Regions from separate parts of the Homo sapiens genome. Here region 2 is linked to region 1. Evidence: read pairs that join two places in POLR2A ChIA-PET (ENCODE). Cell type or tissue: GM12878. All regions are shown on one strand. Each heading gives the region's core, and the rest is flanking DNA. Links, peaks and the distances in the headings are about the cores only.

Region 1 (7,699 bases), core at 1,633-5,632:
GAAATGAGACAAGCTGGTAACTGTGTATAGGAAAAACAGATACTGGCATGAGACACTGACTAGAAGTAAACACATTAGATGTCTACCAAATATTTTTCTTTTCATGCTTCTAAATGTTAAGGGAAATGGATGGACAAACCAAACATATAGTTTACAGAATCCTGCCAGAATGTTTGAAATTAAAACAACCTCTGGCATTCAACCTCCTGCAAGCAGGTGGCAGATTCTGAAGCCCATACAGCCCCCTAAGGAGGGCATGCTTCCCAATACCATTTAGATGTGGTCTAGGTAGATAATGAAAAGAACAAACCCCCTGGACAGAGCCAGGAACCAGGAAGAACGATGGATAAAGGTGTTCTTTCAAGAAAACAAAATCAGTGCCCATTCAAGTAATTTCTCACACACGGGTTAGGAGTGAGATTTCAGGATTGCCAAGAACCAGTGACTACTATGCTATCCAAATTCTACCACTGAACAATGGGTGTGGTTGGGGGACAAGGATACAGTTAACTTGTCTTCTTAGTTCACTGATCCTCAGATCAACAGAAGTCATATATAAACCTGACATACTATTTTACATCATCTGGAGATCATGGATTTGGGGCCGGGGTGCAATGATGGAATGGGACTTTGGGATTTCTCCCTAAGGAGAGAGACTAAGTGTGTTATGCATGGGTAAAGAAAGAAGCCAAGAGCTGTTTGGTGACTAGAAAGATGGAATGTAGCAGAAACTCCATGAACAGGGGTCTGGGAAATAGCAAAGAGCACACAGATAATATTTGGGAAGATGACAGTGAGTTTTAGCTAACAGAATTTGAGCAGAAGTGATGTAAGCTACTTCTAAGCTTAGATCCTAAAAATCATCCCCTGAGACATCCTGCCGTATCTTTGTATCACAATCTTGGAACCTCATATTCGATAGGCACGGCTGTAAGATTGAGGAAGATCACCTGATTCACAGTAGTCTGTGATGTCAACAAGAAATAAACCTCTGTTTTGTTAAGCCATTGAGATTTGGAAGTTTGTTATTACTTGTCCTATTCTAAACATATATACAATGAGCATTCTTCAGTTCCTCAAAGGGGTCATGGCACAGAAACAAGAAAGAACCACAGTGGCAAAAAATACAGAAATATGAGAAATGCTACAGGATCCCTGATATGGTCTTCTGAATAGAGCTCTCCTTTTCCTTTGAACAGTAAATGGCAAAATAAATTAACATTTAAATGGAATAAATGGAAGACTAAATAAATATAAATTGCCCAGCTGGAAAAACCAGCAAGATAATTTCCTATTTTGAGACTACCTAGGCTGTAACACACATCAATGTTACACAATAAAACAAAAGGAGAAATCCCCTACTTTTTTTTTTTTTTTTTTTTTTTTTTGAGGCAGGGTGCTCTGTCGCTAAGGCTGGAGTGCAGTGGCGCAATCTTGGCTCACTGCAACCTCTGCCTCCCAGGTTCAGGCAATTCTTGTGCCTCAGCCTCCCCGGTAGCTAGGATTACAGGCGTGCACCACCATGCCCAGCTAATTTTTGTATTTTTATTAATAGTAGAGATGGAGTTTCACCATGTTGGCCAGGCTGGTCTCAAAATCCTGACCTCAGGTGATCCACCTGCCTCTGCCTCCCAAAGTGCTGGCATTACAGGTGTTAGCCACCGCGCCTGGCCCCCACTTTTTTTTTTTTTTTTTCCCGAGACAGAGTCTCACTCTGTGACCCAGGCTGGAGTGCAGTGGCGCAAACTCCGCACACTGCAACTTCTGCCTTCCAGGTTCAAGCAATTCTTGTGCCTCAGCCTCCAGGTAGCTGGGATTACAGGCGTGCACCACCACACCTGGCTAATTTTTGTATTTTTTTTTTAGTACAGATGGTGTTTCACCATGTTGGCCAGGCTGGTCTCGAACCCCTAGCCTCAAGGGATCCACCCACCTCGGCTTCCCATAGTGCTGTAATTACAGGCATGAGCCCCCGATACCCCCTACTTTTTTTTTTCCTTTTTCCTTTTTTTTTGAGATGGAGTTTCACTCATTTCTGAGGCTGGAGTGCAGTGCCACGATCTCAGCTCACTGCAACCTCCGCCTTCCAGTTTCAAGCAATTTTCCTGCCTCAGCATCCTCAGTAGCTGGGATTACAGGTGCCCGCCACCACGCACGGTAATTTTTGTATTTTTAGTAGAGACGGGGTTTCACCATGTTGGCCAGGCTGGTCTCGAAGTTCTGACCTTGTGATCCACCCACCTTGGCCTCCCAAAGTGCTGGGATTACACGCGTGAGCCACCGCGCCTGGCCCCTCCCCCAACTATTTCTTAAACCAGCGTTCCAACTGGGACCGCTGGCCAGTTTTGGTGGCCCTTCCTAAAATTCCCCTGTTGCAACAGATAATCATTACTGTGACTAAGTCATTTGATTAAAGCAAGAATCACACTTTTGTTATTTAAATTGTGTACTTTTGAGTTATGATAGTTCATTATCTGTGACTAGAAATAGACAAGAACATAGTATGTATTCTACTATGCTAAACAATAACCTCACAAACAGCTAGTAAATACCAACTGACTACTGAGTCACCTTTTAATGCTAAAATAACTCATTTCAAATTAGTACTATAGCTCACACATTCATAGTATACATTTTTTTTTTTTGAGACGGAGTCTCGCTCTGTCACCCAGGCTGGAGTGCAGTGGCGCAACCTCGGCTCACTGCAAGCTCCACCTCCCAGGTTCACGCCATTCTCCTGCCTCAGCCTCTCGAGTAGCTGGGACTACAGGCGCCCGCCACCACGCCCAGCTAATTTTTTGTATTTTCAGTAGAGACGGGGTTTCACCGTGTTAGCCAGAATGGTCTCGATCTCCTGACCTCACGATCCACCCATCTTGGCCTCCCAAAGTGCTGGGATTACAGGCATGAGCCACTGTGCCTGGCCCATAGTATAAAATTTAAAACACCCATTAGTGGATATTAAATTCACAGATGGAGAACTTAAGGTCAAATCTTGAAAATGAGGTACAAAGCCATAGGACATGAGAGTTTGGAATTAATAACAGAAATTCAGTTGCTGTCACCATGCATGGATGTTTGCTTAGGCTCATGCCCTAAGCTCTTTACCCAACATGAAACAGGACACAGTGAAAAACTTTTGGTACTTTCAACTCCCTTTAGGAAAATCAAGGTCACAAAACACGTTTTACAGCCAGGTTGAAAATAAATGTGCTCACTTCCCATTTGAACTGTAATTGTTACCTCACGGTATTTCTTCCTGTTTTTTTTTGTTTTGTTTTGTTTTTTACAAGAATACACAAAACAGGGACTTAAACCGAAAGTGAGAAGGAAAGAACATTTTAATCTAATAATTGCTTGGAAAGGGAGGAAAAGGAAAGAGAAAAACAATAAACAAAAGAAAAATCAGAAGTGTTAAGACTTACAGGGAATATTCTGGACTTCTTTTCAACTATGCCATATGGTTTTTCCTGTAATAAAAGTTAACTCTGTGTTAATTATGGTGTTAAGAGTTTCTTCTGAAAATAAGAAATAGGTCATACCCCAAATTTTAACTTAAGCTCCAAACTTTCACAGAACTCCAGATTCACATATCCAACTGTTTACTCAACATCTCTACTTAGCTATCAAACAGGCATCTCAAACTTAACCAGGTCCCACACTTAACTTCTCCCATCCCCAAACTGTTCCTCCCCATGTCCCCCATCTCAGTAAATGACACTCTTATTCCCCCAGTTATGAAAGACAGAAACCTTGACTCCTCAGCAGAGCCTGTTAATTCTATCTTAAGAATATACCCTGAATCCAACTGGTTCTCATCACCAGCCTTGTCCAAGCCTCTATCATATTTTCACCTCAACTACCACAACAGCACCTACTAGCCTCCCTGCTTCCACTTGTGCCCTCCTATGCAAATGAAAAGTCTATTCTCCACACTTCAAGGCAGAGTACACTGATTCTTTTAAGATATGTCACTCTGCTCAAAGTTTCATAATTCTTAGAGAAAAAGCCAGTCTTTTCTCCCTCACTTACTCTACTACAGCCACAGTGGCTCCATTCCTAGGAGTCCAATTCAGTCAAGCCTGCTTGTGCCTCAAGGCCTCTGTACTTCATGATTCCTCTACCTGAAATGCTCTTCTCCTAAATACTGCTTGACCTGTATCTTCATTTCATTTATGTTTGTCTTCAAAGATCACTTCCTCAGAGAGGCCTAATTAAAATAGCAAGCCTTATCATTCTCTAGTTTTTACCCTGCTTAATTTTTCTTCTATAGACTTGTTCTCCTATAACATTAATATACCTCTTTGTTTATATATTTATTACCAGTCTCTAAAACTAAACATTTCATGAGGGGAGGGACTCAATCTGCTCTGTTCACTGCTGTATCCTGGTCTTTAAAACAATGCCTTGCACATAAGAGGTACTACATAAGTAATTGTTGAATACATGTACTTTTTATGCATATACATCTGCACAAGATACCACTGCCCAAAATTTAAAAGATTATTGGCATGATATGAGGCATAGAGAACTGGAACATGAGAGAAACTCAGAATACAATGTGAGCACTTTAAAATGTCTTTACGTGCTAAAAGGCAAAAAGACACTGAAAAGTCATCTGAGAGATGCAGAATTCAATTAGGCAGCAAAGGAGTGAGCTGAAGCAAACTGGTTGCAATCTTATTGAAGATGCAATCCTTTACCTACCAAAATCAAGAGAAAAAGTAAGGTAAGTGAGTGGCTCTGGGACCTCTACTGACACAAAATGTTTAACTAAATATGTCCATCTATGGCTCAGGAAAAATCACCTGGAAGTGTGAACCCTCAGATAAGCAACCACATTACTGTATTAAATTGTCAACCTAGTGACTGCAGTTTGTTAAATTTGCTTCTCTTAGAAATGTCTTTTCGATCCCAGAAAAATGTAGTTAAATTTAGATATGATAAAGTAAGTTAAACCCAGAGTATAAATAAGTGAATGTGTCAACTTTTAAAAGTTCTGAAAACATTGCTACATTCCATACATTCTGTTGATCAGAGTTTGTAATGTGTAAGATAATCTGGCTAACAGAGGTTTTAAAAAATTAGGTTTAGGATTCTAGTTAAAATGCATAATTGATTTGTGATTCTAGGTTGAAAAAAATTACTTCTTAGAATCATAAATTTACCATATAAATACTTCGAAATAAAATTGAACACACAAAATGTATAAATACAATTTAAAATATTTAACAGAATTTAGCTATGTTTGTAAATGGAATTGTTTCAGAAGAGTTCAACTTCAATTAATCCAAAGATAGTAAAAACAAAGGAGATTATTCTTATTTTACTAGATGCATAGTTTAATAGAATTTTAAAACTGAATTTAAAGAATTAGGAAAAAAATATGTTTTTATATTTGAAACTCAAGAACCATACATTAATCTGGATTTTAAGTCACTGTAACCAGTTCTTTCTGCACATAAAAATCACTCTTGGATGTTAAACTTTCACTGACAGAAAGTAATATATTTTCTTCTCTAGGGTCTTACATGCCAAAATAGTGAAAACATAACAGATGTATAATGAAATGAAGTAGCCTTTTTATGAACATAAACTTTTTTAAAGCCCATCAACAACAGAAATACAAACTATTCTCTCACCCTTAGATATACAAATTGTTAGCCCTTTTTAATAGTTGTAGAGAGAGTTTGTGTTGGTTTGTAATGTGAAAATCCCCTAACCCAACTCTAATTCCTCTTAGAACTAACAATCTCATGTTTCTAACACATAAGACAGGCCATGTCCACTTGGACATCTCCAAAACTGCCATGGCAGCACACGCTCCTAAAAAATTCACTATTTTCTTTTTTTTTTTTTGAGACAGAGTCTCGTTATATCGCTCAGGCTGGAGAGTGCGGTGGCCCAATCTCGACTCACTGCAACTTCTGCCTCCTGGTTTCCAGCAATTCTTCTGCCTCAGCCTTCTGAGTAGCTGGGATTACAGGCACATGCCACCAAGCCCAGCTAATTTTTTTGTATTTTAGTAGAGATGGGGTTTCACCATGTTGCCCAGGCTGGTCTCGAACCTCTGAGCTCAAGCAATCCACCCGCCTCAGCCTCCCAAAGTGCCAGGATTACAAGCATGAGCCACCACACCCAGTCTAAAATATTCACTTCTATCCCATCATCAGAAAGCCCTCCCTTCCAATACCCTACTTGTAATTTCCAAGGCTAGAGATTTTGCAGTCATAAATGACTGTGAACTTTGGTTTTATCCCCAACTTAATCAACCACCAACTTCAGGTGTTTCTTCCTTTAGAAGTGTCTCTGGCTTTATTTTTCTTCTTCATCCCTGCTATCTTCACCCTAACCAGATTCTCAACTGACATCTACTAAAACGCAATGGCCTCCAGCTGATCTGCCCTGCTGTCAGAACTTTCTTCCCTTCAATTCACCATCCATTTCAATGTTTTTCTTTGTTTTCCTCAATGTATCACATTCATCAAGTCACTCTCCCATTAAAAAATGGAAAGCTTCCCATTGCCTATCACATGCAGTTCAACTTCTTCTATCTAACTTTCAACACCTTCCATAAATTGGTCCCAGGCTACCTAGTCAACAGACCTTCCATTCTAGTCAGCTCCTCAGTCTTAGGTACATACGGCCACGTTCATTACTGACTCCATATGTTTGCTTCTAACAGGAATTAACTTTTTTCCTCCGTACTCTTTCCCAAATTATACCTATCTTCCAACTTTACTATAAAGTCTTTGAGGTCAGGAATTTGGTCTTGTATATTCTTTCTATAGCAATAAAGGAAGAGGACATGCTAGGCACTCCGTACTTGTTAATCAAGGGGCTTAATCTGCTTAGTACACGGAACAAAGATGTCAGCAATCAGAATTTTAAAGAGTCTACACAATCAATAGAGAACACAATCAAAGAGAGTAAGTTATGTTGGGGGCAGGGGTGTTCTGAAAACCCCCCAAAATTTTGGTTGTTTCACTCTTCTGTCAATAGGCTAACAGAAAGCCAACATTCACTGGATTATCTATAATTTGTTAGACAGTCCTTAACTTCTGTCTTTATTCTGAAATAATTTTAAACTTACATAAAGCTGCAAGAATGAAAATAATTTTTTCCTTGAATCACTTTATAGTAAATTGCTGACTAGTTTATTACTCTAGTATACTTCCTACAAGCAAAGACAATATTCTTAAAATAATTACAATACAACTATCAAGATCAGGAAATTAACACTCATACATTACTATCTCTACCTGATCTAAAAAATCCATTCAAATCTTCTCAATTGTCTCAATAATTGTTTGGACTTATCAGAAAATCCCCTTACATGACATGTTCTCCATTGACTGTGCAGGCTCTTTAAAATTCTGACTGCCAACACCGTCACTGTTCTTACAGATAATGCAATTATGCCTATTAATGAAGAATTGCATTTAGTTGGCATATCTCTTTATTCTTCCTCAATCTGGAACAATCTTAAAGCTGTTCTTTAACATTCATGATCTTGACATTTCTGAAGGTATAATGCCAATAATGAGGGAGAACAGCCCCTCAGTTTGGGTTTATCTTCTGTTTCCTCATATGAATTTAATCAATAAATTACATTCAAGTTATGCACCTTTGGCAGGAATATCACAAAAGTAATGCTGTGTTCTTATTGCAGCCTATCAAGTAACATAATTTCAGTTTG
Region 2 (7,699 bases), core at 1,623-5,622, 56 kb after region 1:
TATGTATGTATACATACAATTTAAAGTTGGAATTTGTAAACAGAATAATTTTACACTTCTTAGGCAGCCCTGGAATCAACCACATAATACAGAGACCTTTCTCTCTTTTTTTTTTTTCTTCTCTTTTTTTTCTGAGATAGGGTCTTGCTCTGTCACCCAGGCTGGAATATAGTCACATGATCATAATTCACTGCAGTCTCCAACTCCTAGGCTCAACTGATCCTCCTGCCTCAGCCTCCCAAGCAGCTGAGACTACAGCCACGTGCCACCATGCTGGCTAATTTTTTGATTTTTTTGAGACAGGGTCTTGTTATGTTGCCCAGGCTGGTCTCGAACTCCTGGCCTCAGGCAATCCTCCTGCCTCAGCCTCCCAAATGCTGGGATTACAGGCATGAGCCACTGCATCAGGCTTAGACCTTTCTTTTTACCTGAATTTTGAATATGTATCATATCACTAATCAATGTCTTCCCCATCCTCCCCCCCAGCTCCCTGATTTGGTTTCTCTTGGGGTGCCAATCCTCCTGTCCCTTACTTCCATATTCCATATGTCTATTTATTTGTGTTACCCATGAAATTGAACACAATTAGGAGAGACTAGCACGGACCAGGCATTGTAATTCTCAGACCAGAAGTCCCTGGACTTCCAGGGCCTCCAAGCAGCTTCCTCTCCAAGTCTTGCTTTAACCCACTCCAGTTATCTGGAGAACTGGATCATATTTTCTTATTGTGATTGGCTTTTAAATGAACATGTAGCCATGGTAACAACTGAGTGCTGATGATAACGAGAAGTCTTATTTAGAGAAAACCTCTTTTTATTGTCAAAGCAGCTGTGTATGTGTGTTCTTATCTATTGGAATCAATTATTCATCCCATTAGTAAATGCAGCTTTCTCTTAAACTGTTTTTGTATTAGAAGCAGGATGCTGTCTATTTAAAAGAGAACTGGAATATTCAGAATGTGTGGGTAAACCAATCCTCCTAGAATAATTTGGGAACATTGAAAAATACGCGGGAAGCCGACACGATCATGAGGGCATTTCATCTGAGGAGGACGGAGACAAATAAGGGACTTGCCCAGTGTTTTGATTTCAAGGAATTATCAGTCAAGCTGTTTTCTTCATAAAAATAGAAATATCTTAATTTTTCCTGAAAACATGTTTATTGCTAAAACTTAAAAAATATAAAAAAGTCCCCCCACTTCCTGCTTATAATCTCATACCCCCCCAACTCTTAATAGTTTGTTATATACACTTACAAATATTTTATGCATGTATGCTTTAAGCATATACACCTTGTGGGGGGGAGGTGTGTGTGTCTGTGCATACACGTGTACATATTTAACTTTTAAACACAAGTGGAGTTTATATGAGTTAGGATTACATTGGGCTGTACATAACAGAAACTCTCAAATTATGACTTGAACAAGATAAATCTTATCTCTCACCAGGGAAAAATGACAGGGCTTCTGCCATTACATCCACATTCCAAGGAGCAGATTGGAGGAGAGGGAAAGGGGCATAATTCTCTCCTTTTCAAGGAAACTTCTGATTATACTTTATTGCCAGAATTTAGTTATATGGTCCCATCTTTGCAAAGGAGGAGGGAAATGTCATCTTACTGGTGGGTTACATTGTGCCCACCTAAAAATAAGGTCCCCCTAACTTGAGGGAGAAGACTAGAATGGCTACTTGGTAGGGAACTAACTCTCTCTCCCAGTGTTACACTATTCATAATGTTCTATAACCTCCCCTTTCCACTCAATACACTGTGAGTAGATTCATTTTTAACAGCTGAATAGTACTCTCCTGCATGACTATGCCACAGCTGGTTTAACCAAACCCCTGTTGATGGGTATCTCAGTAATTTTCTTTATCCCCCCGCCAGAAAGATATTTTCTACTCTTCATATGTGAAAAACACAAAGATAATTTCGACAATACCATAACTTCTGGTCTTCCTCTCACTTCTCTCAACATTTCTAATTTATTCAGTTCAGCTAAATGCACACTAATTAAAGCCATTTTCCTTTCCTGTGCTTTATCTAGAATGCTTCTTAAGGCTAGAGTCCCTTCCTGTCAACTCCTGTGGCTGCAAATCTCATCCCTCTGTAGTGAATCCTGTTCTCTCCATTGACTACTAATCTTTAACCTACTTCTAGCATTTTTTCTACAGATATACTTTCAAATGTCGCAAAGATATATATTCAAGAATGCTTATTACAACACTATTTGTAATAACAGCAAAAACAACCACAAAGCTGGTGGGAGCAGGTGTGGAACATCTTTCATTGGGTGAGTCAAGTAAATTATGCTACATTTATGTAATGCGATACAAGGCAGCCATTAAAATACATGTGGATCATTACATTGATCCACGTATATTGCTATGGAAAGCTCTCCAAGACAAATTAGTGAGGGGGAAAATAATAAGATGCAATGTATTGCATTGCAGAATGTATTACCACCTCTCTACCATAACATTATCATATTTGTGTTTAAAATAAGAAATGTAATACATGTGAACACATTCAGTAAAACTCCTCCTTAACATGATTAGCTGAGTATAAAAATTCATCGGCCCAAAATGTGTTTCCTTTATTGTCAGTTTAACGAAGTGATCCAGACCAGGAGCTGGGAGGGGTCTAGTTTTGAGACCCAAATCCGATCTGGTCCTAAATGAGATTGGCGACACCTGATGGCAATAATCCACTCTGGTTTAAGTATTGCTGGGATACAGCTTCTAGAACAGTAGCAGTGTTTTCAGAAATCCTCCAATTAGTTGGTTCCCATTTTATCTGGCCCCAATCTAAGGAGATAGTGCCCACAGAATAATGAAGATGTGGGAACCCACATTTCACATCCCCATTTCCAAGACTGGATGGCAAGTCACATTCACACACACACCCTCTCACAAGCACCACCAGCACCACCACCACCAACACCACTGCAGCCCACATCTCTGCCTGGGCTAGGCTTAGACAGGAGAGCAGCCCATCACTAAGGACACTCCGGGATAACTTTGCCATGGATTTCATTGCATACGCTTACATTTACTCCATGCTATGCTGTTTTCTTAAACCTTAGCATGCTAGGTTTTTTGTAAATTAGTCCAAAATTATAAAATTAAGCTGGAAGGAGTATTGGACATGAACAAATAAGTTACAGCTGAAACCACTTGATTTACAGTAATAAAAAAGAAACAAAAATATAGGATGCCTATCAAAGGGCTACTACTGAGAGAGACAGGGTTGCCCCAACAGGGCAATGAAAAGATTGGCAAGAAGACCAACAATCTTTATTTATTCATTCATTTATTTTTTGAGACAAGATCTCACTGTGTTGCCCATCGCTCCAGCTCAAGTGCAATGGCTCAATCACGGCTCACTGCAGCCTTAAACTCCTGGGCTTAAGCAATCTTCTCACATCAGCCTCCCAGGCACATGGCACATGCCACATGCCACCACATCAGGCTATTTTTTTTATTTTTATTTTTTTAATTTTTGTAGAGATCAGATCACACTATGTTGCCCAGGCTAGTCTTGAATTCCTGGGCTCAAGCAATCCTCCTGCCTTGGCCTCCCAACCTGCTGGGATTACAGGCAAGAGCCACTGCACCAAGCCAAGACCAACAGTCTTAACTGGAGGATCTCAAGTTTCTTGTATGGCAATTGATACAGAATGTACATCAATAGACCTTATCACACAAGCTAAAGGGAGAATTGATTGATTCAAAGACCCTCATCCAAAGATCAGCCATGTCCCAAATTCATCAGTTATCATCTTCACTTCCCACTGTACATCGAGAGCCAGGGAGATATAGAGGAGCTAGAAGTCTTCATGTGACTTCTGGGCATGTATAAAAGACACTGAGAGCTGGAAATGGACCTTCTAGAAGGCATCCCAGTGGAGCATGAGCTCCTTTACACAGCCACTCCAGAGTGATGCCAACAGACTGGCCACTCTGTGTTCGTGGTCAGCAGGCCATAGAAACTACGTGAGTGACAAAATGTATTAGTAGCAGTGTGTGTTGGAATGAGTCAATACAAAGAAGAACACAGGCAGGAGATGTGGCTTTGCAAATCACATATGTATATTGAAAATTGGAATACACCGTTTGGTGGCTTTGAGTCCTAACACTTTCCCCCCATTTCTTGTACTTGTAGAAATATTGTTCTCACTTTTTCCTGATTTCTTTGTTTCTCACTCTATTGTGCTTAATGATTGTATTAAGGGTTGTTTCTCCTTTTTCATGTATCCTTAGGAAATGAATAATATGTGTTGAAATCAAAAGACATATAGAGCACTGTTTTAAAATTATGTGTTAGCAATAGTCAATCATGAAAATGTTGTTTAGGCAAAGCAGTTACATATCTAGGTTTTTGTTGTTATATATATACATACATACATGTATAAAAATGTATTTATATGCCATGCAAATAGGAGTTTAGAGTAGGAACTCAGAAAATTCTTTCTGGGATTCTACTGTTATTCTAAGCAATCTTATTTCTCACAATTTTTCTTTATTACTAAATTATATTTTTAAATGTAAGTATTGTCAATTAGGGTGGTATTCATTAATCCATAAATAGAATGTATTATCTAAATCACTTATGGTTTACCAATATTCACATGTAGATTGAATACACATTTGTAAGACATGTTTTATTTCTGTGCAGGGGAAATAATTGATATTTAAAATTATCTTATTCAAGTCAACTCAAAACTGTGTGAAAAACCACATTAGCTTCCTAATCAGTAAATTAGAGCACTTCCAGATTATTAAGGATTTAGTCATCTTCTAAAGCATATGCATTAGTGATTATTATTTTCCTGTATCTCATGAGTGAACATTTTGGGATGGCTAATGACATATGTATAGTGCAAGCAGTTTCTGTTTCAAATTGACCAGCAAGAACTAGTACCTAATTTTATGCTTTGTCAGTGATACTTTGTTTATATATAAGAAATATTTATAATTGATAATAGCAATGGTAATAAGAAAAACAACATGAATTGTACTGAGATTAAAAACTCAGAAAAACTCACCTGGGCTATGGGACATGATGTATGCAGGAAGATAAAATTCAAGTATATTATTAGTAAGGCATGCTGCTTCGTCTTAAAGAGGATTTTAAAAAATATAATTAGAAAAAAGTATTAGTAACAACTGACTTTAGGCTGCTAAAGAGATTTTAGAATTAATGCTATTTTTTTGAGATGGAGTTTTGCTCGTTTGCCAGGCTGGAGTGAAGTGGCCCAATCTCGGCTCACTGCAACCTCCATCCTCTGGGTTCAAGCGATTCTCCTGCCTCAGCCTCCCGAGTAGCTGCGATTATAGGCACCTGCACCACGCCCAGCTAATTTTTTGTATTCTTAGTAGATATGGGGTTTCACCGCCTGCCTAGGGCTCCCAAAGTGCTAGGATTACAAATGTGAGCCACCATGCCTGGCCAGAATTAATGCATTTTATCATTTGTGAAATTTTCTTCTGGAATTGCAGAGCTTTGGGTACATATGGGACTGACTATTGAATGACAAACCATTGAACGTGTTATTTTAAAAAGGATAGAAGAGGCCAGGCATGATGGCTCACTCCTGTAATCCCAACACTTTGGGAGGCCAAGGTGGGCAGATCACTTGAGGTCAGGAATTCGAGACAAGCCTGGCCAACATGGTGATACCCCATCTCTACTGAAAATACAAAAATTAGCTGGACATGGTGGCGGGAATCTGTAATCCCAGCTACTCGGGAGGCTGAAGCAGGAGAATCACTTGAACCCAGGAGGCGGAGATTGCAGTGAGCCGAGATCGCACCACTGCACTCCAGCCAGGGCGATAGAGTAAGACTGTCTTTAAAAAAACAAAAACAAAAACAAACAAACAAACAACAGGATAGAAGAGACAGAAACTCAGAGAAAGCCCAAAAATCCTCGAATAGTTCAAAGGATCAGCATGATGAGGTCCTCAAAGAAGTTACCTCCAAGTTTGAGGAATGGAGATGGCTCACCCTCTAGGCAGGTAAATCAGCCGCCAGGTAGACAAATCTTGAGAGTAGAGTGGCAGAATTTCTTTTTTCATTTAGTAAAATAATAACCTACATGTCTTTGTATATAATTTTAACTAATCACTTTTTTCAACAATAAAATGCTTACCTTTCTATTTAATTACCTTAACACTGTGGAGTCCATTCCCCTTGCTAATGTTTTTATAGAGCACAGAGAATTCCACAGGATAATAAGCAAGTATTGGTTATTATGTTATTTGAGTGCCTGTATTATTTTCTGGGTCATACAAAAAAGTCTAACTGCCCTTGTGTGTGTCAGAAGTTTTGATTCAACTTCTGTGTTGAGCATCTCTTACACACTAGTGTCAGACTAAGAAATGTAACCAGCAAGAGGGTCACATTTCTTTATATTTCCAAATCAAGATAAATTAAGCTCAAGAGCCTCAATGTCTAAGGTTAGAGAGAAGTCATTATTAGTCATTTAGGGATGATGGAGGAACCTCTGGCTTACAAGATCCACTAAACAGAAGGAGGAGCCTGGTTCTCAGTCTAGGTTTCCTCTGCTGTCCCTGTTCTTTCCAAGGACCTGGAGATCATCTCCAGTATTAAGGGAAGTACAGGGTACATTAATGACGAATAATAGGATTGTGGAGACAGCTGGGGGAGGGGGACAAGGAAAACACTCCTGGATAAGTGACAGTTAAGCTGAGACCTGAAGAAAGAGTAGGATGTGACGGAGCTAAGGGAACAGGACCAGTGAAAAAGGAAGAGCATGTAGAAGACCTGGGGGCAGGACAGAGCCCGGCACGGAGAGAAGGCCAGGTCTTCTCCGTAAGCACATCAACATCAGCAGCCATTAACTGAACACTCAGGGGGACCACATCAGAGTACAAAGACACAGGAGCTCTTTCTCCTACCCTTAAGAAGATCACAGTGTGGGAGTAGAGCTGGGAAGAAATTGACAAGAACACCGTCTCTTACTATACAGTTTGCGAGGGTTGTAAAGAGTTAAGCAAGAAGAGTGGGCGTGGGGAGGGAGTGCTAATCCATCCTGGATGAGCTGAGCTGAGGAGTGACTGGGGAGGAGGTGATCATGAATAAGTTAAACTGGGAGAGAGCTGTTCCCAGGCACAGGGACAGGAGAGGTGCACCCAGTCAGGGAAACTCTCATGGTCTGAATGGCCAGAGGGCGCGTGTATGCTTCAAGATGAGAATGGAGAGGGAAGCAGAAGCCAGATCCTGAAGGATTTCTGTGCAAAGCTCTGGAGTCTGAACTTTACCCAGCAGGTCAGTGGTCTCAATGGAGGTGACACCACCTCTTTGAGAGCATTTTGGACATTTGTGGGAATGTTTTTGGTTGTTGTGAGATGGGTGGGAAGGTGACCTGGTATTCAGCAGACAGGGACCAAGGATGCTGGACATCCTGAATGCAAGGAACAATCCCACACAATGAAGAATCATTTCTTATCCCAGCAGGATTCATGTGGGTGACATTGCTGTTTATAATGAGCTGAGCTGACAACCTAACTCCTGTTTTTTGTTTTGTTTTGTTTTGTTTTTGTACATGGAACACAAAATTTGTTGTGGTGGTGGTGGTGGTAGTGGTGGTTTCATTTGTTTTGATATGGTTTTTGTATATTAGAATTTTCAGGAATGAAACTTCCTTGTAAATCAGAGAACCTCATTTTGTCTAGAAC

Evidence for each region. ChIA-PET counts read pairs that join two places held together with the same protein. Peaks named below come from ENCODE experiments on the same cell type or tissue, not always from the same donor. Only the 100,000 strongest peaks of a DNase experiment are listed, where the experiment ranks them.
Region 2: POLR2A ChIA-PET joins it to region 1 with 6 read pairs; 3 of 35 experiments call an interaction of 5 or more read pairs at or near these places.

The regions. Positions count from the first base shown.
Region 1 is chr9:32,555,485-32,563,183 of GRCh38, forward strand. NDUFB6 (NADH:ubiquinone oxidoreductase subunit B6) reads right to left here. Exons shown (of 4, transcript NM_002493.5): 3 at 3,426-3,470. It also overlaps a transcript of SMIM27 not described here. Among named protein-coding and RNA genes, the nearest start is that of TOPORS, 6.7 kb to the left of the region's middle. In GM12878, for the core only: no CTCF peak of the experiment used is centred there; no DNase peak of the experiment used is centred there; H3K27ac peaks cover 981 bases.
Region 2 is chr9:32,611,409-32,619,107 of GRCh38, forward strand. No RefSeq gene overlaps it. Among named protein-coding and RNA genes, the nearest start is that of TAF1L, 20 kb to the right of the region's middle. In GM12878, for the core only: no CTCF peak of the experiment used is centred there; no DNase peak of the experiment used is centred there.